Linked DNA regions of Mus musculus: regions 2 and 3 are each linked to region 1. A link is a loop called in an ENCODE intact Hi-C map of the cell type or tissue named here. Cell type or tissue: left cerebral cortex. All regions are shown on one strand.

Evidence for each region. Peaks named below come from ENCODE experiments on the same cell type or tissue, not always from the same donor. Only the 100,000 strongest peaks of a DNase experiment are listed, where the experiment ranks them.
Region 2: a loop joins it to region 1, with 3 times the contacts of the local background. A loop is called at or near these places in 2 of 42 quality-filtered maps.
Region 3: it touches region 1 in a loop (2.1-fold over the local background); 5 of 42 quality-filtered maps call a loop at or near these places.

Annotation. Positions count from the first base shown.
Region 1 is chr14:24,136,023-24,144,022 of GRCm38, reverse strand. It overlaps Dlg5 (discs large MAGUK scaffold protein 5), which reads left to right. Exons shown (of 32, transcript NM_001163513.1): 28 at 5,272-5,415; 29 at 5,659-5,786; 30 at 6,784-6,893; 31 at 7,345-7,454. Among named protein-coding and RNA genes, the nearest start is that of Gm52142, 20 kb to the right of the region's middle. In left cerebral cortex, no CTCF peak of the experiment used is centred here; a DNase peak (open chromatin) is centred at 3,509.
Region 2 is chr14:24,482,923-24,490,922 of GRCm38, reverse strand. It overlaps Polr3a (polymerase (RNA) III (DNA directed) polypeptide A), which reads left to right and starts at 3,865. Exons shown (of 31, transcript NM_001081247.2): 1 at 3,865-4,050; 2 at 6,401-6,536; 3 at 6,668-6,805; 4 at 7,965-8,000. The coding sequence starts at 4,007. Rps24 (ribosomal protein S24) reads right to left here and starts at 245. Exons shown (of 6, transcript NM_011297.3): 1 at 165-245. The coding sequence starts at 167. In left cerebral cortex, a CTCF peak has its summit at 3,791 (motif pointing right); DNase peaks (open chromatin) are centred at 266 and 3,869; H3K4me3 peaks cover 1,914 bases; H3K27ac peaks cover 1,142 bases.
Region 3 is chr14:24,451,126-24,459,125 of GRCm38, reverse strand. It overlaps Polr3a (polymerase (RNA) III (DNA directed) polypeptide A), which reads left to right. Exons shown (of 31, transcript NM_001081247.2): 22 at 1,821-1,907; 23 at 2,027-2,109; 24 at 3,092-3,262; 25 at 4,178-4,271; 26 at 4,464-4,556; 27 at 5,791-5,955; 28 at 6,451-6,615; 29 at 6,802-6,933. Among named protein-coding and RNA genes, the nearest start is that of Gm47814, 8.8 kb to the right of the region's middle. In left cerebral cortex, no CTCF peak of the experiment used is centred here; no DNase peak of the experiment used is centred here.

The DNA.
Region 1 (8,000 bases):
AAGGTCATTTGCTGGAGGCTTCATGTCCCTAACATACCTCATTAGCATGGGGAATCTCAGGTGTTCACCGAACAGGTTTTATCAGGAGAAAGAAAATTGATCCTGTTAGATTATTGGAGGCTACGTGACATTCCTCAGGCAGAGGCATATATGTGTGTGTTGGGGGTGGGGGGCACTTAGAATTTTCCAGACAAGGTCAGTGAAGGAGAAGCCCTGCTAACGAAGGGAGTCTCCCATATTGTGCCAAGCCCAGGGGCTTTCCTGTCATGATGGACCTTAAGTAGCAGTTTTCCCAAACTCATCTGTAGGTGGATATTGCTGCTGGTAGGACAGTCCTGAGAGTCTGCCAGTGCAGCGAGTGGCTTTAATCCTCAAGGTCTCTTCTTGGCCACCATATTTATTTGTACCTCCAGCCCTGTTTCAGGAGGGAGAAAGGCAAGGCAAAAGTGGCAAGGGTTAGGAGACTGGAGAGATGGCTCATTGCGTAAAAGTGCTTGCTGTGCAGGCTTAAGGACCCAGTTCAGATCCACACAATAAAAGCCAGGTGTGGCGTGTCTGTGATCCCAGCACTGGGAACGGAGAAAGACTGAGGGGGCTCATGGCCAACCAGCTAGCTGAAACAGGAAACTCTGAGGTCAGCGTCAGTGGGTGTGGTTTCTGCGCCATGCATGTTTCCTCTGGCTCATGCTGGTCACTGCTCAGCCTTTCTTGCTTCATTCACGTATCCATCAGTGATTTTGACTAGATCCTTCCCAGGAGGATGCTGAGCTAGGCTAGAGCTGTGTGGACTAGGAATGTTAGAGGCTTTCCTGACTGATGGCCCAAGTAGGAGGAGGCCATTGGTCCTGAGAGGCAAGGGGTAGGTCCCTGTCATCAACACAGCTCCCATGGCTGGGTGTGGTGTGTTCACTATCATGGACAGACAGGGTGTGGGGCCACTGGGCAGTAGACTATGGGAATGGGTTTCTTATTTCCTCCCTCCTTCTTTCCTTCCTTCTCATCTTTCAGATGAAAATCCTGCCAGGCATGGTGGCACATATCTTTAATCTCAGCACTTGGGAGGCAGAGGCAGGTAGACTTCTGAGTTCAAGGATGGCCTGGTCTACATAAAAAATAGCCAGGTCAGCTGGGGCTACATAGTGAGACACTGTCTCAAAAGAAACAAAATAATTAAGCACGGTGACTGTTCCCTGTTATCATCAGGCCAGCTGGATAGACACAGCCCCTGGGGAGTTCTAGTCATCTCTCGATTTCTGTACAACCTATAGCTTTAGTGTGGGATTGTATGCATATAAATGTTATATATATATAATGTTTAAGCATACATAAAAGGTTTCTTTTTTGGTGATATTGTTGGCTCTGCTTTGCCTTTTACCTCTAGAGCCTGAAACATGATCCCTACATGAACAGAGCAAGTTTCCCTTGTGTTACTGTGAGGTTTCTCTTGTGGTTCTTAACCGGGCCCACTTGCCTGCCCTCTTCTTTCTTTTGGGCTATGCTCTTGGGCACCCACTTCTTTATTCTACAGGCACCATCTCACATGTGCTCAGTGAGGGGCTGGTGGGTGTGTCCGTATCAGTTCTATGGAAGTTCTGCACTACTTATTAAAAAAAAAATCTTATATTTATTTTGTATATGTGTGAGTGTTTTACCCGAATGTACATATGTGCATCACGTGTGTGACATTGCCTGCAGAGACCAGAAGTGGGTGTGAGATCTCCCCGGGGGCTGGAGTTATAGATGGTTTTGAGCCACCATGTGGGTGCCAAGAACCTGGAAGGACACCTGTGCTAGTAACCACTGAGCCATCTCTCCAGCCTTGCCACTCATTTTGAAACTGCTTTTAGCACCGGATGCCTTCTGGATTGTTCTGTTTTCCTGCAGTGACCCTTCTGTCACTGAAAAAAACCTCCCTGTCTTATTTCCAGTGGTGTCCCTTTTGGAAAATCTGTAATGTGTGATGTTGTCTTTTCCAATCCCATTTCCTGTTGCTTAGTCTCCACCCACTCTTTTCTGGCCACCAGAGTTCATACTTTGAACTTCTTTGTAGTATTGTTTACTGTTCCTGGGGTAGGGCACAGTGGGGTGGGGGTGGAGCAGGGTGGGGCAGGCTGGGCTGGGGTAGGGTGCTTTGATTTCACTTTCTGTGGCAGGTGGTGTTTTAACACATTGTATCAGAGCATGCCCTGGAAGGACATGAACGTGAGCAAAGCACAAATCTTCCATTACTGTGTAATCAGGACTTGTAAAGCGTCCCTATGGCCTACTCTGTCTTTTCTCTGTGATCGCTTCTTCCCTGTTCCCTTGTCTGTCCTTCCACTCTACTTTGGGAATAATCAAGTATTTCTATTGCCTTGCCAGTTTTCAGTTTGTAGTCTTTTGGGAATTTGAGTGGCCTTCCCCACCTACCTCTGACTGATGGCCCAGGACATCTCGTGGGCTGGTCCTAAGGAGTCTGAAGCTCTAGCCCTCTCAGCTCCACTCACCAGCACCCAGCTTCCATACCATTCCTGTTGTCCCCTCACTTAGTGCATTGGCTGTGTTCGTTCACAGTTCCTCTTCACCTCTCCTGCTGCTATTCACTCCTCCCGCCCACCTGTCTGTCTGTCTGTCTGTCTGTCCGTCTGATTTTTGTCATCTTTCTGCTTCCCTTCAACACTTCTTAGGAATGCTTAGTGTACTCAGGGATGCATTTTCTCCATTTTGCCCAGCAATGCTTTATCACTTTCCCCTTCTATATAGAATCTTAGATTGGTGTTCACAGGCACACCGTGGTATGTCAGGAAGTTGGTACCAAGCCTCCACTAGATGCCCACGTCTATAGGTGTCCTGGGAGCTCATGAGTCACTTGTAGGGGGTTTGCATATGGCCTAAGTTCATCTCTCACATACTTAACTGTCTCTAGGTTACTTAGAACACCTGATTTCAATATTTCTATCTCCAGTTGATTGAATCTGTGACCTCAAAACTATTAATACAAAGGGTGGTCTGCATTTTATTTAAGAACTTTTAATTACCATTCTTAAAGCTAGAAGAGACGGCTCAGTGTGTAAAGGGGCTTGCTGAGCAAGTCTGGAGACTTGAGTTTGATTCTCTGATCACACACACATACACACGTGCATGCGAGCACCACACATGTCCTCTCCCTCACACATGGCATACATTCCCCCACCCCACACACAGTCATTTCATGCACAATTAGAAAAATGCTGTACAGGGAACTGGAGAAATTGTTTCATGAGTAAAGCATACATGGTGTGTGCACATGCGTGTTTTTGGGTGAACATGCACTAAAAAGAGGCCAGAGAAATCTATAATCTTTATTTCTTTTCAACAAGGTCTCTAACGGAAACTGGAGCTAGGCTGGCAGCCGTCTTATCTCTGTCCCCACATGGCTGGGGTTCCAGCCAGGTGGCCATGACTTACGTGGGTGGGGATTTGAGTTCAGGAGCTCGAGTTTGCATAGTCAGCTTCCCAGACTCCAGTTCTCGTCCCTCCCTCCACTGCAGCTCTGGCTCTCTCTTCAGGTTGTGGCTGTTGTGAATGCCCTAAATTCCAGTTTTGTCTCACTTGCTATGGATCTATCCTGCACACTCGCCCGAGCTCCAGTGTCTGACAGCAGCTCTCTGCCCAGCTTTACATTTTACTTGTGCATGGAATAGTGCAGAGTCCTCAAGAGAGGGCCAGGACTCCCTGTGATGCCTTCCAGAAACAGTATGAGGGGGAGATGGAGCTACAAGCCATTCATGGTATCTTGTCATTCTTGTTGGATGTTAGCAACACATAACACACACATACACACACACACACACACACACACACACACACACACACACACACACACACGGGATAGGGAATTTTTTCTCAATCTATAAATACCAGCCTACAGTAATAACTGTCATTTGGAAAGACATACTTCCGATGTAATGGCAGCATCTGAGGAGGCTAGCATGGAGGATTACATCAACAATATTGGTTATATCTGTGTTTCTAATTGTTTAAAAGGAAAGTGCATGGGCGTTCCAAGGTCACGGATGTAGACTACAGACTAATTGGTCCCCAGGTCAGGAAGCACTGTATAGAAACTCATGTAATGCATCCATACAGGCAAGCACATAGATGGGCATTTTCAGGCAAGTCAAGACGGCATTCACTCCCTTTGTTCTGCCCGTGGGGTTAATCTCTGCACATGGGTGTCTGTATTTCCAGGTAGCTGTGTCACTGCCTTCTATCCGTAGCACCCCAACCGAGGTGTGCGGACCCCACAGAGTCCTGGCCTCCCTACATCTACCTGTCAGTCACCTTGGGCCCTCTTTCAGCCTGCTCTTCCTGCCCCCATCTTAAGTCTGGCCTCATCCAGTCTGAGCTACGTCTCCCTAGCACTCCCCTAAGTTTTCACTCTCACACCTGGCATCTTCATACAGCATCTGTCTGGGCATCTGGTGTTGCTGCCTTGGAACCCCAGTTAGCGTGAGCTTCCAAAGGGCAGAGGCCAGACACTTGTATCTTTTTGTGTTTCTGAGAAGCCAGTGTACTGCATCCGGGAGTCTCTAGGAAGGCCGTTGCCTGGCCATCTCTTCCTGTGAGAACTTTGTGCATCTGAGGGTGAGGTTCCCATTGTGTTAACTAGGAAGATTGCCTGATCACTAAAGCTAAACTGAAGCAGCAGCTGAAGCCTCACAGGAGGCTTATCCTTCTGCAGCATACAGGCTGAGCTGGTGGGCACCCAGGGGGAGTGGCCCTGTGGTCAACACCCAGGGCCCTTCTGTCTTCTGTCTGTATGGGCAGAGCTGGCTCAGAGCACCACCTCTTCTGATTCAAGGGCAGGGGCCAACGATGTACCTCATCACCTCTATCCTTCTTGTCCACGTCCTGTGGCTTCCAAACCTTGGAGCTGTGTCTCAAGTGAGCAGAGGAAGACATGAAGTGGTGTAGTGGGCAGGGATAATTGAGGAAGACCTGGAGTAGGTAAGATGATTGGACATCAGTTGTTTCCAGTGTCCTCAGAGGCAGAGAGACTCCTGTAGGCTCTTGACCGACTCCATAGCGGTCATGTTCTGGTGTGTCTGAGATGTAGAACTTGTCCTGATGAAGCCAGACAAGCTGGCCACTATCCCTGGCCTAGTTCTGAGAGATAAAGAAGACAGACATGCCCAGGTAAGTAAGGTCAGGTGGGCCTGATGTAGATGAACAAGGTCAGGGCATGGCTGCCCAGTTCTGCTTTCTTCTGTCCAGGCTGGGCTCGTGACACTGCCCCCCTGTCTCTCTTAGACTCAGTGAGCCTGGCCTATCAGCGGGTCCAGAAAGTGGACTGTACCTCTCTTCGGCCTGTTCTCCTCCTGGGACCTTTACTGGATGTGGTGAAAGAGATGCTGGTGAATGAGGCACCTGGCAAGTTCTGCAGATGCCCACTTGGTAAGGGATGCCCTGTGCCCACTAGGTGTGTCTGTCCGTATTTATCTACCTTTCTGGCCATGCAGAGTAATTGGCATACAGAGTCTAAGGGTTTTCCTGATGCATACAGACCCACCTGTGGCCCTCTGTTCTCTCCAAGAAAGCAGATAGTAGTTCGGGTCTCTATGCTGATGATCAGTTGTGCTGTCTGCATTGGGCCCTTCTGTTTACCCAGCACCTTGACTTCTGCGTCTTCCCATACAGAGGTGATGAAGGCTTCCCAGCAAGCCATTGAGCGGGGTGTCAAAGACTGCCTGTTTGTGGACTACAAGCGGAGGAGTGGCCATTTTGATGTTACTACTGTGGCTTCAATAAAGGAGATCACAGAAAAGGTACCTAGGCCTTTGGCCGAAGGGCTGAGCTCCTCTGGTAGCTGCAACCCTCTGCCCTGGCTCTAAAGCCCTGGCTAGCTCAACTGTCTAGACCTTCTGCTCTTGGTCTCATCCTCCTGAATACTGAGTCTCTGCCTTTATCACTAACACAGCTCCCTGAGAAGGACCTAGGTGACACCAGCACTGTAGGTATATACAGCTCTGCTTTCTGAGGGGTGCTGAGGAGAGCTTTAAACTCTGGGAAGGCCTTCTAAGACCATTCTTAGATGGGTCCCTGAACACACGGATACAGAGAGCCACCCACCCAGTCCCTGACCCCACAAAGGCCAAGAGTGTCTCTTGATGCCTTTGACATCCTGGAGTCCGTATGCCCTAGGGACTGAGTTAGCTGCAAGGTGTGCTAGCAAAGTAGACACTCCTAGCTCCTCCTCAGCCCTCAGGCCTCTTACCTTCCTTCACCAGCTACTTCTCTGGTCTGCAGTTCCCTCTTCCACAGACAGTGTGGGCTGCCCATTAGTTTTCTGATGTGGACAGGCTTCAGTTAGGAACCATGCTCATCAGTGGGGAGAGCTACATGCAGTCTTTCTTAGGCTGCCCCCCTTCCTGGGCTCTGAGGAGCTCCTGGGTATATTTCTGTTGTAGCCCTGCAAAGCTGTGTGTCCCCCTCCTCCACCACAGTTCCCCATTCTTGTTCAGTGGAACAGATTTGTGAGGCCAGGGTAGGGTGGGGCTCCAAGTCCACATTGAGGTGTGACTTGCTGACTAGTTCCTACTTATATCTCAGCAGCCATCAATGGGTGGGGAGAGAGAGAGATTCCCCCAGTGGATTCTCCCTTCCTGGCTTACGTGGTCTTCCAGAAACCTTGTTTATGCTCTCTGGTATTTTTGAGTGTAGAGGAAGGTAGAGATGAGTCCCTCCTGGGGGAGGGGCTGGGGTGGGGTGGAGGATAGTCCTCTTCCCCGCTGTGCGTATTCACTCTCTGCCACTGTCCTTCAGAACCGGCACTGTCTTCTGGACATCGCCCCGCATGCCATCGAGAGGCTGCACCACATGCACATCTACCCCATTGTCATCTTCATCCGCTACAAGAGCGCCAAGCACATCAAGTGGGTGTCTGGGCCCGCAGGCTCCCTGCTGGGGGTGGGCCCAATGCTGGGACGATAGCACTCCCCTCAGACCCAGAACCTGTTAGCCAGGCTGTGCACCTCCTTCCTGTTTGGGCACAACCACACTTCCAGAGCCCCCTTTCTTTCCTCTCAGCATGTGGTGCAGCAGGTTAGAGGAACTGTGTAGCCTGAGCTAAGTCCAGCTCGGCTGCACTCAGTGAGGCCTCTCTCTGCCTGGCATTTCTGTGCTGGTGAGCTCCTGGTGCCAGTCAGTCCACAGTTCCCTATATAGCCTAGAGGCTGTTCATTTAGGGGAAAGCTCCCTAGATCCCCTGCCCTACCTAACCAATGCCGGCCTTCACGGAGGCGCCTGGCACCCTGGACCAAGGAAGGAAGAGGGGACCCAGGGGTAGGTTCAAGACGCATCCTAGTTCCCTGTCTACCCCTGCAGGGAACAGAGAGACCCTGTCTACCTGAGGGACAAGGTGACACAGAGGCATTCCAAAGAGCAATTCGAAACAGCACAGAAGATCGATCAGGAGTACAGCAGGTACTTCACAGGTAAGGGTGTGGGCCCAGCCAGCCAGGAGCTGGGGCTTTCCTCAAGTGACATTCATTCCTAAGAATGACAGCAACGTGGCTTTTGCAGACAGGCTGGGCTAAGCTGCCCCATACCCTTCATTACATAGACATTCGGCCCAAAGGCCCAGGCCAGGGTCAGAGCTATTCTAGGTGGCAGCAGCCTTTGGGCATGGTCTGACCACAACATGCAATAGGAGCCAACTCAGCACAAACACCCCGCAACATAACCACCGTGACCCCAGACAGGCTGGGAACGCAAGAGCCCAGATGGACCAGCAGTGTAGGGGTCAGGTCTAGTTGAATACTTCCAGAGGCCCTCGCTTTGTCTCATTTTCATTTCTAGCTTATCACAGACGAGTAGACCAAATGAAAAAGGGAAATGTTTTAAAAGAAAAAAAACCCAAACTATATATACTGATTTGTTTTTAAATTAGGTTAAAGAAACAAAATGACAAACTGTTACTTTCTGAATGTACCTGGCCCTCTCAGCGGTTGTCCACTGTGCCTTGGAGTAGCACTAGCCTG
Region 2 (8,000 bases), 350 kb before region 1:
TGCCGGACAGCCGCGACTCGGCGACCCCGGGCGACCGGCCTCCGTGAGGCAGGCCGGAGCAGAGTAAGTGGGCCCCGGATGGCTGCAGCTCTAGTGGGGTCCCCGAACAGGCAGGGATGGCGCGGATAAGCGACGGATAGTGCTGAGAGCCCGAGGAGACTCACCATGATGGCTACGGCGCCGGAGCTGGAGAGGAGGAAAAGAGGACCGCTCACTGCCGACCAATCATATCAACGCGCAAGGAAGGACCCCAGCGCGGGGGCGTGGCTAAGGCCTTGGGGTAGACTACAGCAATGCCTGACCGAAAGTACTTGAAGCCACGCCTCGCTAGCCCTTAGCCACGCCCCAGACCTGGGCTCTGGCTGGCCTGAATTGGATCCACTCAAATTGATGTATGGTTACACAATCGCGTGTATATTTCCCATTCCCTTCTTTTCCGTCCTGCATTTGTATTTTGTTGTTTTCTGAAACAGGAGTTCACTATATAGCCCTGGCTGCCCTGAAACTATCGCTGTAGATCACGCTGACCTCGAATTCAAGAGAACGGCCTGCTTCTGCCTCCCAGGCACGTTGGATTTGAGAAATGTGCGCTACTTCACCCAGTAAAGTTCGCTTTCAATGTCATTTGTTTAAATCGGCGGTTCTCAGCCAAAGGGTCACGACCCTTTTGCAAGGGTTGCCCAAAACCATCAGGAAACAGATATTTACATTACAAGTCAAAATCACAGCAAATTAATTACAATTAAGTAATTACAATTAAGTAGCAACGAGAATAATTTTATTTTTTAAGTATTTATTTATTTATTTTTGGGTTTTTTGAGACAGGGTTTCTCTGTGCTGTCCTGGAACTCACTCTGTAGACCAGGCTGGCCTTGAACTCAGAAATCCGCCTGCCTTTGCCTCCCAAGTGCTGGGATTAAAGGCGTGCGCCACCACTGCCCGGCAGGAATAATTTTATAGTCAAGAGTTAACACAATATGAGGAACTGTAGTAAGAGGCCGCAGCGTTAGCAAGGCTAAGAACCACTAGTTTAAATCTTAGAGGCAGGTAGTTGGTTTAAATTGTTTCCACTAAGCAGGGCCTAAGAGGTAGAGGAAGGCAGATCTCTGAGTTTGAGGCCTACAAAGAGTTTTGGGTCAATCAGGGTTGCACAGTGAGACGCTGACTCAAGAATAAAATAAAGTGCCGGGCGGGCGTGGTGGCACATGCCTTTAATCCCAGCACTCGGGAGGCAGAGGCAGGTGGATTTCTGAGTTTGAGGCCAGCCTGGCCTACAAAGTGAGTTCCAGGACAGCCAGGACTACACAGAGAAACCCTGTCTCGAGAAACCAAAAAAAAAAAAAGAATAAAATAAAGTAAAACTTGTCTCCAAAAAAGTTCATCTTGAAGGCATTTAAGAAAGCCATTGGGGTCGGGGTGGGGTGGGGGCTTTGATCAGGGCGTAAAGTAAATAAATTAATTAATGAGAAAAAAAAGGCCTTTCAGTCAGCATCCCTGCTTTACACCAGGGAAATAGCAGAAACCTTAACTACTCACCCCTATTGCATTGACGTGACACCACGAGTTGCTAGTGACTTTTTCATAAGGTTTTTCGTGTGTGAGGCTTTAGGTTCTTTAAAACCAGACCTTCGAAGCCCATGCAAGGTCTTGAAAAATCCATTGCATTGCCAAGAATGATCCTGAATTCCTGATCTTTCTGCCTTCACCTCCCAAGTGGGGCACCACACCTAGCAGTTTATTGGATTGGAAGGGAGGATTGTGGCTCTTTTGGCTTTGAGACTTTCTGAGAGTCTTTTAAAAACTTGTGAGTTTTTAAAAGACTGGTTTTTATCCAGCCAGCCTGGATGACATGGCTGGATCCTGGCTCCAGTTAAAATTTTAAAAGAACTGAGGATGTAGGTCCACTCAGTGGCGGAACACTGTCTAATATGCAAAGGCTCTGGGTACAATCTACATTGTTCAGTATGCAATGGCTCTGAGTTCAATGCCCAGCTCTGGATGGAGAAAAAAAAAAAAAAGAAAGAAACTATCTATTTGAACCAGCTGTGGTGGCATACACCTATGAATGACCACACCAATCTGTGAAGTTAAATAAGAGGATTAGCCAAGAACTTGAGGCTATCCTGGGCTACAAAGCAAGCACCAACATACCAACTAGGGTTACATAGAGAGAACCTATCTCAAAATATATTTTGGGTTTTTTTTTGTATGTGTGTGAATCTCTGATCTGACACAAAATAAGCTTTTAATATTGCCTGAACCAGAAGTTAATGCTTTGCATAAAGTGGAGCAAACATGAATTAACAGCATTATTCCAAGGGAAATACCCGAGTACAGGGCTTAGTGTGCAGAGGAGACCAACCTGCACTTCTGCCTGCACACACACAAACACACACAAGTATGTTAAGTCCCCAAAGCAGGCCCCCAAACGGCAGTGCTGACGGCACTATTTTAAAGTGATGGTCTGGACCCCACCAGACCTTGCTAGGAAACAGACTTAAAGCATTTCTCAGAAGCCCTTAACAGCTGGCTGAAGGCTCCTGGCTGTATCTGTCAGTCTCCTCCCTGCCCAACAGAGTTCTCATGCTAACCACCGGGATTTTCTGAGCTGGCCCCACTCCAGCCATATAAGTCCCTAAAACCTAGCAAGGCTTTGCTGCTGGGAGCTGTCTTCTACTGTTCTTAGTGGTGGCCTGGCAGTTGGTTTTGTTTTGTTTTGTTTTGTTTTGTTTTTGAGACAGGGTTTCTCTGTGTAGCCCTGGCTGTCCTGGAACTCACTCTGTAGACCAGGCTGGCCTCGAACTCAGAAATCCACCTGCCTCTGCCTCCCGAGTGCTGGAATTAAAGGCGTGCGCCACCACGCCCGGCTTCTGGCAGTTTTTAATAGACCGTTCTTTCTCTCCTTGGAGAGCTGAAGGGTTGGGTGGGTTTTTGTTGCATCTATTTACAAAACACACAATTCAAAACGAACCATACATATATATTACATATGCTGTGTAAGAATAAGCGTGTTTATATGTGTTTGTATATATGTTTGTACACAAGTATGTAAATAGATATGTAAATTTACTTATTTATACCAGGTGGGATGTAACTGAGCACTGAGAGTATGGAGACAGGATGGCAAATTCAGTACCCGTCGGGACTATATATGGAGAGCCTTTCTCAGGAAACAACAACAACAACAACAACACACACACACACACACACACACACACACACGCGCGCGCCGGTCCTTGTTTGATTTTTTTTTCTATTTGATGTAACTTTTTGACCTTGAGATTTAAAAAAAAAAAAACAAAACTGCGGGGCGTGGTGGCGCATGCCTTTAATCCCAGCACTCGGGAGGCAGAGGCAGGCAGATTTCTGAGTTTGAGGCCAGCCTGGTCTACAGAGCGAGTTCCAGGACAGCCAGGGCTGCACAGAGAAACCCTGCCTTGAAAAACAAAAAAACAAAAAAACAAAAAAACAAAAAACAAAAAACAAAAAACAAAAAAAAAAAACAAACAAAAAAAGCGGTCCATCCGTCTCTTCTGCTGTTTTTTTGTTTTTGTTTTTGTTTTTGAGACAGGGTTTCTCTGTGTAGCCCTGGCTGTCCTGGAACTCGCTCTGTAGACCAGGCTGGCCTCGAGCTCAGAAATCCGCCTGCCTCTGCCTCCCAAGTGCCGGGATTAAAGGCGTGCGCCACCACGCCCGGCCTCTTCTGCTGTTTTGAGAAACCCACCTGAAAAAGCCATTTTCCCCCACTGATCTGCGCGGCCTAGGTGCATTTTCGTGAAGGAGCCGCTAGATGGCGATCTAGAAGGAGGGCTCAAAGCAGCGTCTGCCAAGCCTCTCTTCATAAAGTCCGGCGGCGGAAGAGGAAGCGGCACGTGCGGCGCTCTACGGTGGCCGGGGAGGCTGCTGCAGCTTCCTTACTCCTAAATACCTAAGCACCCCGGGAAGGTGCGGCGACAGTGGTTTTTGTAGTCGCAGCTCCGAGAAGGGCGTCCGGCCAGCCGGCACCATGGTGAAGGAGCAGTTCCGCGAGACGGATGTGGCTAAGAAAATGTAAGGACGCCCCCGAAGGGGTGGGGGTGAGGTGGAGGCTGAGGTCCCGGGTCCCAGAGTGTCCCAGGAGAGGGACAGTTGTTAAGGGAGCGAAGAAAAAAGTTCCAGGATGGGATTTCAGATCCTGGGGTGGGGGGTGGGGGATCCGTGAGGTATAGCGGGGAAAGTGCAATGGACGGAACAGTGTCAGAACGGGCATTCTGGGCGAAGATGCCACCTCCTGAATCCCTGCGCTGATTACTCTCAGCGGACCTCTTCCTCTGGCACGAGGACACAGTTGTGTGCTGACTCAAGGTTGTCAGCTAGAAAGTGGCAGGCTCAGAAACCAAGCTGCTCTTCTGGGCTCTCTGTTTCAAAGCTTAATTATTAAGCCCTGGTTGTTTGATTTTTTTTTTTTTTGGCGGGGGGGGGGGAGGCTAAGGCGGATCTTTTTGCTTCTTCAACTTACATAAGAGAATGTACTGAGGACAGTGTTGTGCACTAAAGGTCCCGCAGAATGCAGTCTTTCTGCTTGGTCTGTTGTAGAGTAGACAAATCAGCCATGATTGTGGCAAATGCAACGACCAGCAGAGAGGAGACTGAGAGCACCAAGTAATGAATAAGTCTGGGCTCGGTGCAGACCAGGCTCCTTTTAAAACACGTACTGGAGGGACAAGGTAGACTGATAGACGTGAAGCAGGGGACTTACACTATGTGAGTCTTGCAAGGCGTGTCAGACTTTTGGAGTGTTTGGCCAGGACAGAGTTTGAGGCCATGGCAGGGATCTAGACTGGCAATGATGGTGACTTGAGCTGGGTCCAGGGCTCTGAGGTGGATGTGGGGACTTTGGAGAGAAGTGAACTTAAAGGGGCATAGGGCATAAAATGGAAGAGAGAAGCAGAGACAGAGGTAAGAAAAATGAGACTGGAGGAACTCTGTGTTACTGTTCACTGGGACAGGTGTCACCTGGGTGACCTCCGACTGTTCTCAGTCCACCATCTCAGTCCTTCACACGCACCCTATTCACATGAAAGGATCCTCACACAGCAGCCCAGGGATGCAGAGCCACAAGCCAATAGTTATGCCACTCAGGCCAAGGCAGGCAGTCAGGAGTTTGAAGCTAGCCCAAGCTACAGAGCAAGACCCTTCATTTCAGATGCAAACTAGATCTCTGTCACCTGGATCTTCCAGCAGCTCTTGGTAATGCTGACACTTGATTCCCTCCTAAATCCCAAGCCCTGGCCCCTGCAGGCCTTACTGGGCTCATCTTGTACCCTTAGCTGTCTGTGCCGCTTGCCTGTGATTCTCTGGTGATGCCCAGTGCCTGTGGGCCAAGGAATCTTTACCTTCTGCTTCCTATCTTCATTCTCCTATTTGCTCTGTCTGACTTAGAATTCAGCTGGAAGATCACCTTTGCAGAGAGGTGTTCTGACCAGACCCTGGTGTCCCATCAGACTGTACCATCATCCCATGTTATTTTAATTCTCTCTATCTTTTATGAACAGTTAGTGCTCCTACCCCAACTCCAAACAGATAAAGTCTTTTATTCAAAGCAGCACAGTATCTCTAGATGAACTCTTTGTCCATGTAAGTTGTTACTTGCTTGTGTTTCTTAGAAAATGGCAAAGGGGAGGAAGCCTGCACACGTTTGATCTAGATGTAACTTTTCAGATATTCTGAGTTGGAGATGCCCATGCCCAGTCAACTAGAGGTGGCTGACGTAAAGAGATTTCGAAGACGTCTATATATACAAACAAAGGGCATCCCTGGGAGGATTGTGCAATGAAGAGGAGGAAGGGTGGCACCCAGAATGGTGGGGGGGGGGGGTGTCCAATATGCAAATGATAGCAGTGGAAGAAGATACCTCAAAAGACCCAAAAGGACTAAATGAAGACAGTAAAGGAGAGTATAGGCCGGGTGGTGGTGGAGCACGCCTTTAATTCCAGCACTTGGGAGGCAGAGGCAGGCGGATTTCTGAGTTCGAGGCCAGCCTAGACTATAGGCTACACAGAGAAACCCTGCCTCAACCCTCCTCCTCCCCCCAAAAAGGAGAATATACTGAGAGGAGAGGGGCACTGAAGGTGTAGGGAACCTGAAAGCAGAGATAAGGAAGCAAGTCCAGACTGAGAAAGATAGGTTCATCACTAGCTTGCCCACCAAGGGAGTGACCTTGAGAGCAATAACGTCTCATGAGGGAAAATTGAAACTCTTTCCCGTAGGATAAAGGGTTGAAGACCCAGTTACTAAACTCTGTCTGGGTCTGGTGGAACGAGCCTGTCCAGGAGTCAGAGGGCAGGGTGGTTTTGGTTGTGTCCATGTGTGCCTAGATCCATGGGCTTTGATACCTTTCTCTGGTTTGTTCCCACTGCAGAAGCCATATCTGTTTTGGAATGAAGTCCCCTGAGGAGATGCGCCAGCAGGCACATATCCAGGTTGTCAGTAAGAACCTGTACAGCCAAGACAACAACCACGCCCCCTTGTTGTATGGAGTGCTTGACCATAGAATGGTAAGGCCCTGTCCCTCCCAGTGTTCCACAGTTGACACGTGAAATCGTTGGTCCCAGCTGGCTGTGAGTTAGGAAGATTGGGCCCCTTTCTTGTGCTCTCCACCAATGGCTGGGTGTTCTTTCCTCCAAAGGGTACGAGCGAAAAAGATCGTCCTTGTGAGACCTGTGGGAAGAACTTGGCGGACTGTCTCGGCCACTATGGCTACATTGATCTCGAGCTACCGTGCTTTCATGTCGGGTACTTCAGGGCTGTCATTGGTATCTTACAGGTGAGCGAGGGGTCAGGGACACTGGAGGGAACCCAGGAACTGTGGCTGAGGAGGGGTATATCCAGAAGTTTCTATACTGTGCCCATAGTATTGCAATCTTGCATTATGTTAAATTCCTTACAGATTCTCTAATGTTCTGTTTCCCTTGAGAAAGCAATAGCTGCAGAAGAGATGGCTTACTGGGTAAGGCGTTTGGTGCTAGTCTGAGCACCTGAGTCACTTGCCAGGTCCCGCGCTGTTGAAGGAGAGAGCTGACTCCTAATGTCCTCTGATCTTCACACATAAGCTGTAGCTCACACTGAAATAAATACATGTTAAAAGAAAAAAAAAATCTGCCCAACTGAAAGTGGTAGTTTATTCATCGCAAGCCGTGCTAAGCTAGGCGTAACATATACTGGAACCTTAGCACTCAAGAAGCAGACAAGGAGAATCTCAGGTCCAAGACCAGCTCAGGCTGTGCAATGAAACCTGTCTTAAGGTTTTAAAAATCCAGATTCCAACTGTTAAAAACTATAGGACTGGTGATGTGCACGTGTAATCACAGGGCTAGAGAGGCAGAGGCAGGAAGATTGCGAAACTGAGGCTAGCTTGAGACGTGAGTTCAAGATCAGCCTGAACTAAATAACAAAAAAAGATGGTAGGGTAGCTAGAGTTCATTGATATGCATGCCTAGCATGCCTAAGACCCGAGGTTCAATCAAACACTGTACAAAAATAATAACAGTTCCAACACAGAAGACACAAAGAAGAATACAGCAACAAAATCCTGCCATCTGGCCTTGAGCACCGACAACATCCTGGGAACACGGGCTGCCATGATGAGTAGATCTTAGTTTGTGATAATCCATTCCATGTACACAACAAAGCAGAGACATTTAGTAGTAGTGTTTATTTATTTTGTGTGTGTATATATGTCTGTGTGTGTATATGTATATATATTTGTGGGGGGAGCCACTCAATGGGGGTCAGAGGATAACTCGCAGGAGTCAGTTTTCTCCTTCTACCTTGTGGCTCCCAGGAATTGGACTTAGGTCATCAGGTTTGGCAGCAAGCACCTCACCCAGTGATCTATCTCAGTAGCTCCAGAGGTGACATTTTAAAGAGGAAGGATTTTTTTTTAGCCTCTTATCTTTGTCTCCATTCTGCTTAACCTTTGAAAGATGATCTGCAAAACCTGCTGCCACATTATGCTGTCC
Region 3 (8,000 bases), 320 kb before region 1:
TCATAGATGGCCTTGTGGCCAACAGTTTCTTCAGTGAGCACTGGCTCAGCTTGTCCACTATGTCACTCATATTAAAGACTTAATGATGTGACAGTGGTAAAACGTGTCCTCTCTGTCCAGTCTCTCACAATGAGGAACTCACATGCTCTAAGAGAACTAAAATTGAATGCTAAGCCCAGCCCATACTACAGCTGAGGCAGGTCTGAGTAGCCAGCCCTTGTTTCCTGGCCCTTACCAGAGGCCAGTATGAATGCTATTGGCACACTGGAGTGTGAGACTAATGACGAGTTGCCCATGAGTTCATTTGCCTGCTGAGTGTTGTACGTGCCTTCCTCTAGCATGCGTAGACTCACCCGACAGAATTCCTGGTGCTTATATCAGGCTGGTTTCTTCCATGTGAGTCTGCTGTTTAGAACTGTCATGTCCAGTGTGTGTCTGTCCCCTAGACCCTTTATTCCTTTCAACAAAGTCACTGGGAGCATGTTACATGAGGAGCCACTGACAGGTGCTACCCCTAGTGCCTGTAGGCTGTGGTTTGGTGTGCATGTCTGATGGTGTGTGTCTGTCTGTTTCCATCTCCTCACAGCTGGAAACCTCCAGGCCTCTTCGCCTTCTGCTGTTTCTGTTCCCCTTGCTGAAAGAGTTGTCACAGCTCCTGGGCCCTTAGGTCTCAGCCCTGAACCAGACAAGTGGCAAGGGGTGAAAGCCACTGGTGGGCAGGGTATTTTTGCCCTGAGCAGCACAGAGAGAGGTCTGTCCTGTCCAGCGTCTCTCCACCTTGTCTTTGCAGTTACTCACTGTCCCAAACCAGTTCCAGGTGACTGCTTACTGAGTCTTGAGAGCTTTTCTTTTCTTCCCTTTTCAATATTACTACATTCGTATTTATTTATATTGTGGGTGCCATGGTAAGCATGTGAAACTCAGAGGACAGCTCTTCCCCTATGGTCTTGGGGACAGAACCCAGGCCGTCAGGCTTAGGGACAGGCATCTTTACCCCCGGACACAGTCACTAGCAATGAGTTTTTCTTCCACATCAGTCTTTGAGGAGCTTTAAATAATATGTTATGTACATGGGTATTTTGCCTGCGTGTATGTCTGTGCACTACTTGCCTGCCTGGTGCCCGTGGAGGCCAGACCACAGAGTCACAGGTGCTTATGAGCTTTCGTGTGAGTGCGTGGAGTTGAACCTGGATGTCCTGGAAGAGTAACCCGTGCTTTTAAGTGCCGAGTGTTCTCTCCAGCCCGTTCTGAGACTTTAAATCTTACAATTTAATAAAGCTCTTTCTAAAATGAAGTCATTTCTATCTAGACAGATGTCTGAACTGCAGAGTCACCCTCCATGTCTCCTACCTTCTCAATATAAAGACAGAGTTGACTAGCCCAGGCAGCTATGAGAGCTGCAGAGAGACAGTGATGTTTAGAGTGATTGTCAATGCTTCCAAAGAGGTCTTCCCTGTGGAGTCATGAGGGTTCTGAGTGTGGAGTCTTAATGCCCTGTAGAGTCCCTGAGAGCTGTGCCAAGCTCCTTCCTACAGCATGTGGCTGAGATAAGGAGCCAGAATAACTCATGGGGAAAGGTTGGATAGTGAGGCCTAACGAACTTCTTAAGCAGAGGGCCAGTTTCCCCAGGGTGGAAGCACAGCAGCCTCTTACCAACACACTATGTAAGGGAACCAGTGCCCATATTGCATCCTCCATGCTGTGTAGTTAGCAGTTGCTAAGATAGGGAGCACTGTGTCCATTGTTGGGTTACAGAGTGATTCTGCTGTCTAAATCATTGACAAGCATACAGATTGATAGGTGTTCTATGATCTTTTCAGGAAATAAAAACATTCATTAAAGGGGTGTCCGAGAAGATTAAGAAAACCAGAGATAAATATGGGATCAATGATAACGGCACAACAGAGGTACTGCTTTCCCAGGCTCTGGGGACCCGGTGGTTCACAGATTCAGCTCGTCCTGACTGTGTGCTACAGTGCTTGACAGATCAGCTCGTCCTGACTGTGCACTTGCCTTTGTCCTTCAGCCTCGTGTGCTGTACCAGTTGGACCGTATTACCCCTACCCAAATAGAGAAGTTTCTGGAGACCTGTAGGGATAAGTATATGAGGTAAGCATGCTAACTAACCTACGCTGTGAGGCATCCATCATGTGCTGGACATTCTCTCTGCTGTCAGGATCCTGGCTGGCCTAGTTCATCTCTGTTGATGTGGTAAAATACTTTGTCCAAAAGCATCCTAGGGGAAGAAAGGAGTGATTTTTAGCTCACAGTTCCAGGTTATAACCATTTGGGAAGTCGAGGCAGGCACTCAGTCAGCTGTCACATTGCACCGCAGTCAGGAGCAGAGGGGAAGGGGAGCGGCCTTGCTGCCTGCTTGTCTCTGCTTATGCTGTAGCTTCCTTCATGTTACACAGTTCGGGTCCCAGATGATGAAATGATTCTGACCTCTTAGGTTGGGTCTTTCCAACTCGATTAGCAATCTGTAAAATCCTCCTCAGACATGCCCACAGTCAATGTAATATAGATAATTCTCCATTGAGAATCCGTCTTTTCTCATGAATCTATGTTGGGTCAGGTTGATAATAACAACTAACAAACACACTGCCCAGCATCAATGCCAGGCTTTGGGGAAATTTGTGCCTTTCATCTAGAGTCTCCAATGGGATCCTAAGTTGGATGAATGCCCCTAAACATGAAAGGATTACAAAAGAATTTCTTGAATGTCCTTTGGCCATAAGGAAACATATTATGTACTGCAGATTCCAACTCTCTGGCCGAGTTTACTACCCAGTAAGAACAGACCACTTCCACAGGGTGGACACCAGCCCTGTATATATCACAAGCTTATCACACAGAATTTAGTCATATTGTCTGCCCCTCTGACCCTCTTACTCCCCTGATGACACTTGTTCCTAGCCTGTGCCAGCACCTTCCTCTGGCACAAACACTGCCTGGCCCATGCTGTTTCCATCCTAAACCCGACAGAATCTACATATTTTCCTTTAAGAGGCAGTAACTAGAAGCCTGTCCCAGCACTGTTGATGGCCTTTTCTTTGTTGTGTCATATTTGCTTTTGTGCCTTTTCTTCTAGAGCACAGATGGAGCCAGGCTCTGCGGTAGGTGCACTCTGTGCACAGAGCATTGGTGAGCCCGGCACCCAGATGACGCTGAAGACATTCCACTTTGCAGGAGTAGCCTCCATGAACATCACCCTGGGTGTGCCTCGGATCAAAGAGATCATCAACGCTTCCAAGGCCATCAGGTAGCTGTGCCCTGGTCTGTTTCCTGGGACCAGTGGTCCTTGTGCTCATGAACACCTGTGATTTGTCAACTGGGAAGTGTCTGGTGTCCAGAGGGCAGGTCTGCTGTGTTGATCAGTGTTTGGATTTTTAGAAAGCCATTCAAGCCAAAACTTGTTTTGTTTTATGGCCACTACCTACATGAAATAGAAAATATTACACAAGCCAGCAGGATTGAGGACTAGGTCAGTAGACATTTCACTCCTTTGCGCCATTACTCCATGCCCGAAGATCTGATTGATTATCCTCTGGCTTGATTTGTAGCCATTCTCTATAAGCCCCTAGTGATTCAGTCACATTTTCAAGAGACCTTTAATTAGAACTAGAGATACATCATAATTTTAGGGGTAAAAATTATTCTGTCTATTCTAAGTCTTGCAGTAGAAATAACATCTTAGGAACAGCTAAAGATAGCAGATCCTGGTTGTAGACCAGCAACTGTGGATATCTACAGTGGTTGGAGGTCTGCTTGCCTTCTGCAGGCTGCTCAGATCTGTCCCAAGGGCCCGTGTTGATGGGATATTGTGCCCTGTGAGAACAGAAGATGACAGTGGAGGTCAGAGGAGCAGGGGTAATTATTGGAGAGGGGTAAAGAGAGGTGAAATGCTCTAGGAGTTGGTTCCCTGGAGAGCAGGAGGTCAAGAACTAAGTGGTAGGAAATTTCTTAAATTTTGCCACAGGTAGAATGGGGACCAGGGGTCTCTGAAACTAGCAAGTCTCAGTGAGAGGTCTGTGACGTCCCTTGTTGTGGGTCTCCCTGAAGTGAGTTCTAGTAAAGTCCTCATGGCTGTGAGCAGCACTCAGACTTAATACAGCAGCACACTACGCAGGCAGTCCTGGTCCCTTCCTTGTGAGCTGATCCTTGCTCCTCCTTGCAGCACTCCAATTATCACAGCACAGCTAGACAAGGATGACGACGCGGATTATGCACGCCTGGTGAAGGGCAGGATTGAGAAAACCCTCCTGGGGGAGGTAAGGAATCCCTTTTGATAACAGGAACATGTTTTCCGACATCCTCTCCTCTGCAGTGGTGAGGATGCAGCAGAGTGGCTGCTGTGGATGTAGCCTGCAGCCGAGGCCATGTGGAGAGTGCGCCTGTGGAAGGCTGAGATGGGGAAGGGGCCATGACAGTGCGGGTAATGAACTGCTCTTTTGCCATGGCAGATCTCAGAGTATATTGAAGAAGTGTTTCTTCCTGATGACTGCTTTATTCTTGTCAAGCTCTCCCTGGAACGGATCCGACTTCTGAGACTGGAGGTGAGTCAGAGTTAATGTCTGAGGATGTGATCCTGTGTGTCCTGAGACAGGTGCTGAGAAGCCAAGGGAGAAGTCGGAAGCCAGAGAAACATAAAGAATTTTGGCTGGTGGTTGTTGTTGGTCACACCATCAGCTGTCACATCCTTCTGAGTTGACCTTGAAATACAGACAAAGCACGCCCATCACAAGAAACTATTGATGTGGGCACAGTCTACCTTTACTGGTTTGTTATGGCGTTAGGATAGCTCATTTCTGTCCACCTTCATGTTCTGTGGAGGGAGCCTGGGCCAGTTCTGTCATAGTCACCTGTGCATCCTCAGCACAGCACTTGGCTGGTTTGTAACGTTCTCAGTTGGTGGGTTAACCTGGCCTCCCTTACGAGTATTTGTGGAGATTACAGTTAACTGATAACAACCTTTGTCGGGGTCAGCTGAGGTCAGCTGCTAGTTAAACCTTTCTTAGCCTTGAAAACATTTTGAAGGCCACTGTCAAGTCCCGTATCCTTGTGGCTGCCACCTGACTGCCAAGCCTGTCTTGTGTAACGTGTGACTCTGGGAACACTGGCTTTATAGGCCTTGATATAGCTTGATGGTAGAATAATTGCCTCTTATGTATAAACAAAGTCCTCGGTTTTATCTAGGGATTGGAAAAATATAAAAATGAAGAATGCATTTGCATCTGGGAGTATAGAACAAAACCAACAAACTTCTCAGCCTTCCTGGCCTCTGATTTCCAGACACTCCAGAACTTTCTCCATGGGTTGTGTTTGTTGCCTTGAGTTGAACATGAATGTTCAATGAGAAAAATGTTCATTTTTTTCAGTAAAAAGAATCTCCGGTTTATGAATAAAACACGGGTATTGAACATAAATACATAATATAGCAACATTTGTGGGCTTCGGGAGATTGAATAGTTAAGAATGCTTACTGCTCTTCAGGAGGCAAAGATCCTGTTCTAGTACCCACATAAATCTTAAAACTGTCTGTAACTCTAGCTCCAAGGGATCTGACCCCTCTTTTTGTCTTCATGTGTACCTACACATAGGTGACATACATTCACACAGACAGACAGACACACACACACATAAGTAAAGATAACAGTAACTTCTGTGGCAGAGGAGGTGGCAACAATTGACTACCAAGACTTCTTAAAGCATCCTCATGTCATTAAGGCTGAAAGCCATTGTCACAGACTTCTGCAGATGTCTGATGGTAATGTCCCTGGCACCCTGCAGGTCAATGCTGAGACAGTGCGGTACTCCATCTGCACATCCAAGCTCCGAGTGAAGCCTGGTGATGTGGCCGTTCATGGGGAGGCTGTGGTGTGTGTCACCCCCAGGGAAAACAGCAAGAGCTCCATGTATTATGTGCTGCAGTTTCTCAAAGAGGATCTGCCCAAGGTGAGGCATAGATAGCGTCCTCTCTTGGAGAAACAGCCAGGGGTGCAGCTGGGGACCAGGTCGCTACAAAACCAACGATGGCACCCCACTCCCTCGTGGTCATATCCCTAAGGGCTCAGTCTGGTGGTTCTTATTAACTATTTTTGGAGGTGTGGGAGTGTGTGGTGTGCTTGTGGTAGTTGGCTCTTTCTGCCTGTGGGTTCTTAGAATCAGACTTGGGTTGTCAGGCTCGGGGGGAGACTCTTATTCTGTGACTGAAGCTCTGTCCATCAGTCTTTCCGCTCTCTTCAAGCTAATTGTAGGTTGGGGCGCAGTCCCCTGGACTGTCTTCCCCTACCCGGGACAGTACCTGGTCCCCCTGGATTGCACACATTGAAGTGGGGATGAGCGAGAATGGCATGAGGCAGGTTGTCAGCCCGTTCCTCTGCCCTGTTTCTGAGGCTCTCGGGTGGGACCAAGGGTTGCAGCATCTCGAGCGTTCTATGTTGAATGTAGGTGGTTGTACAAGGCATCCCAGAGGTGTCGCGAGCTGTCATCCATATTGACGAGCAGAGTGGGAAGGAGAAGTTCAAGCTTCTGGTGGAAGGTGACAACCTGCGGGCAGTCATGGCCACCCACGGTGTGAAAGGCACCCGGACCACGTCTAATAACACCTATGAGGTACCATCCATCCCCTTTGGACCCTCGGCCAATACCCGGCACAGTTGCTGACCCCGACATTTGCTCTCTCTTCTCCCAGCAATTGCATAGCAATCTGTTGTGGGAAATGGAGCAGGATTTGCCTTGTGCTTGTTAGGGTAGCTCCGGCAGGGGCTGCAGCCTCTGCTCACTCTGAGCTTTTCCTAGGTGGAAAAAACCCTGGGCATTGAGGCTGCCCGGACAACTATCATCAACGAGATCCAGTACACGATGGTCAACCACGGCATGAGCATCGACAGGAGGCACGTGATGCTGCTCTCTGACCTGATGACCTACAAGGTGTGAGAGAAGGGAGGCTCCAGCCGGTCCGGGGTCGGCAGACAGCCAGAGAGCTTGGATGGCACATGAAGCACTGGTGTGAGGACTGACCTGGATAGGAAGGAAGCTGTCACCACCAGAAAGCCTTCAGTGTGGGAATGGGGCCAGGTTTTCTGGTAAATTCACGGGGGCAGAATTTCAACACAGGTAGTTTTTGGAAGAGAAGTGTTTGAGTATGGCTTTTTCCATGTCCCGAGTCTTACTCTTCAGCAAGACTGGCCATTACCAAAGCTAGGCTGTCCATGGTGACTTGGGTTTTTTTCTTAAAGCATGCTTTGTCTTTGTGCAGATTATTTAGCTGTTTCCAAAGAGTAGGGCTGGGGATGTTGCCCAGTCATAGATTGTCTGCCCTGCATGTATTGGCCTTATGCTTGAACTCCATCAACACACACACAAGTGGGAGTGTAGGAGGAAGCTGCTGAGGGTGTTGGATTCCTCATACTGTAGATTTTTCATGATAAGCCGTTACTGTAATGGAGGGCTTTTAGGAACCAGAGATGTAAGTCAGAGGTGGGGAGCACAGTCATGGTAAATAGCCCTGAGTCTCTGGCTTCTGTGACAAAACCATCCCTGAAGGAGAAGGTGTCTCAGGGGTGGGTGCCTTCTGGTATTGTTTGAATGCATGTACTAGTTCACAGTTTCTGCCAGACAGGTTTCATTCTACTTTTGTGTTGTATGTACGCGTGGGTGTGTAATCACATGGGTATTCCTTCAAGTGGCCATTCTGTGCACGTGGCTGATGTGGTTTTCTTGGAGTCACGTCCATTTACCGTGTCTTACTGACTCCCTCCTGCTCACCCCCTTCCTCTTCCCAACTCGTCCTATTCTCATGTTATCTGTTTAAAGGCCCAATGAGTCTCAATTGGACTGCACACAAGGGCGGGGGTGAGGCAGGGGTCAGTTCTTCAATGGTGTAAACAGTGGCAAGGTCCCCATGTCCCTGTAACAGACCCCGGCCTCACCTTTACCAGTGTTTATACCATTGAAGATTGTCTTTCCCTGTGCCCACCAAAGATGTAAATCCTCAC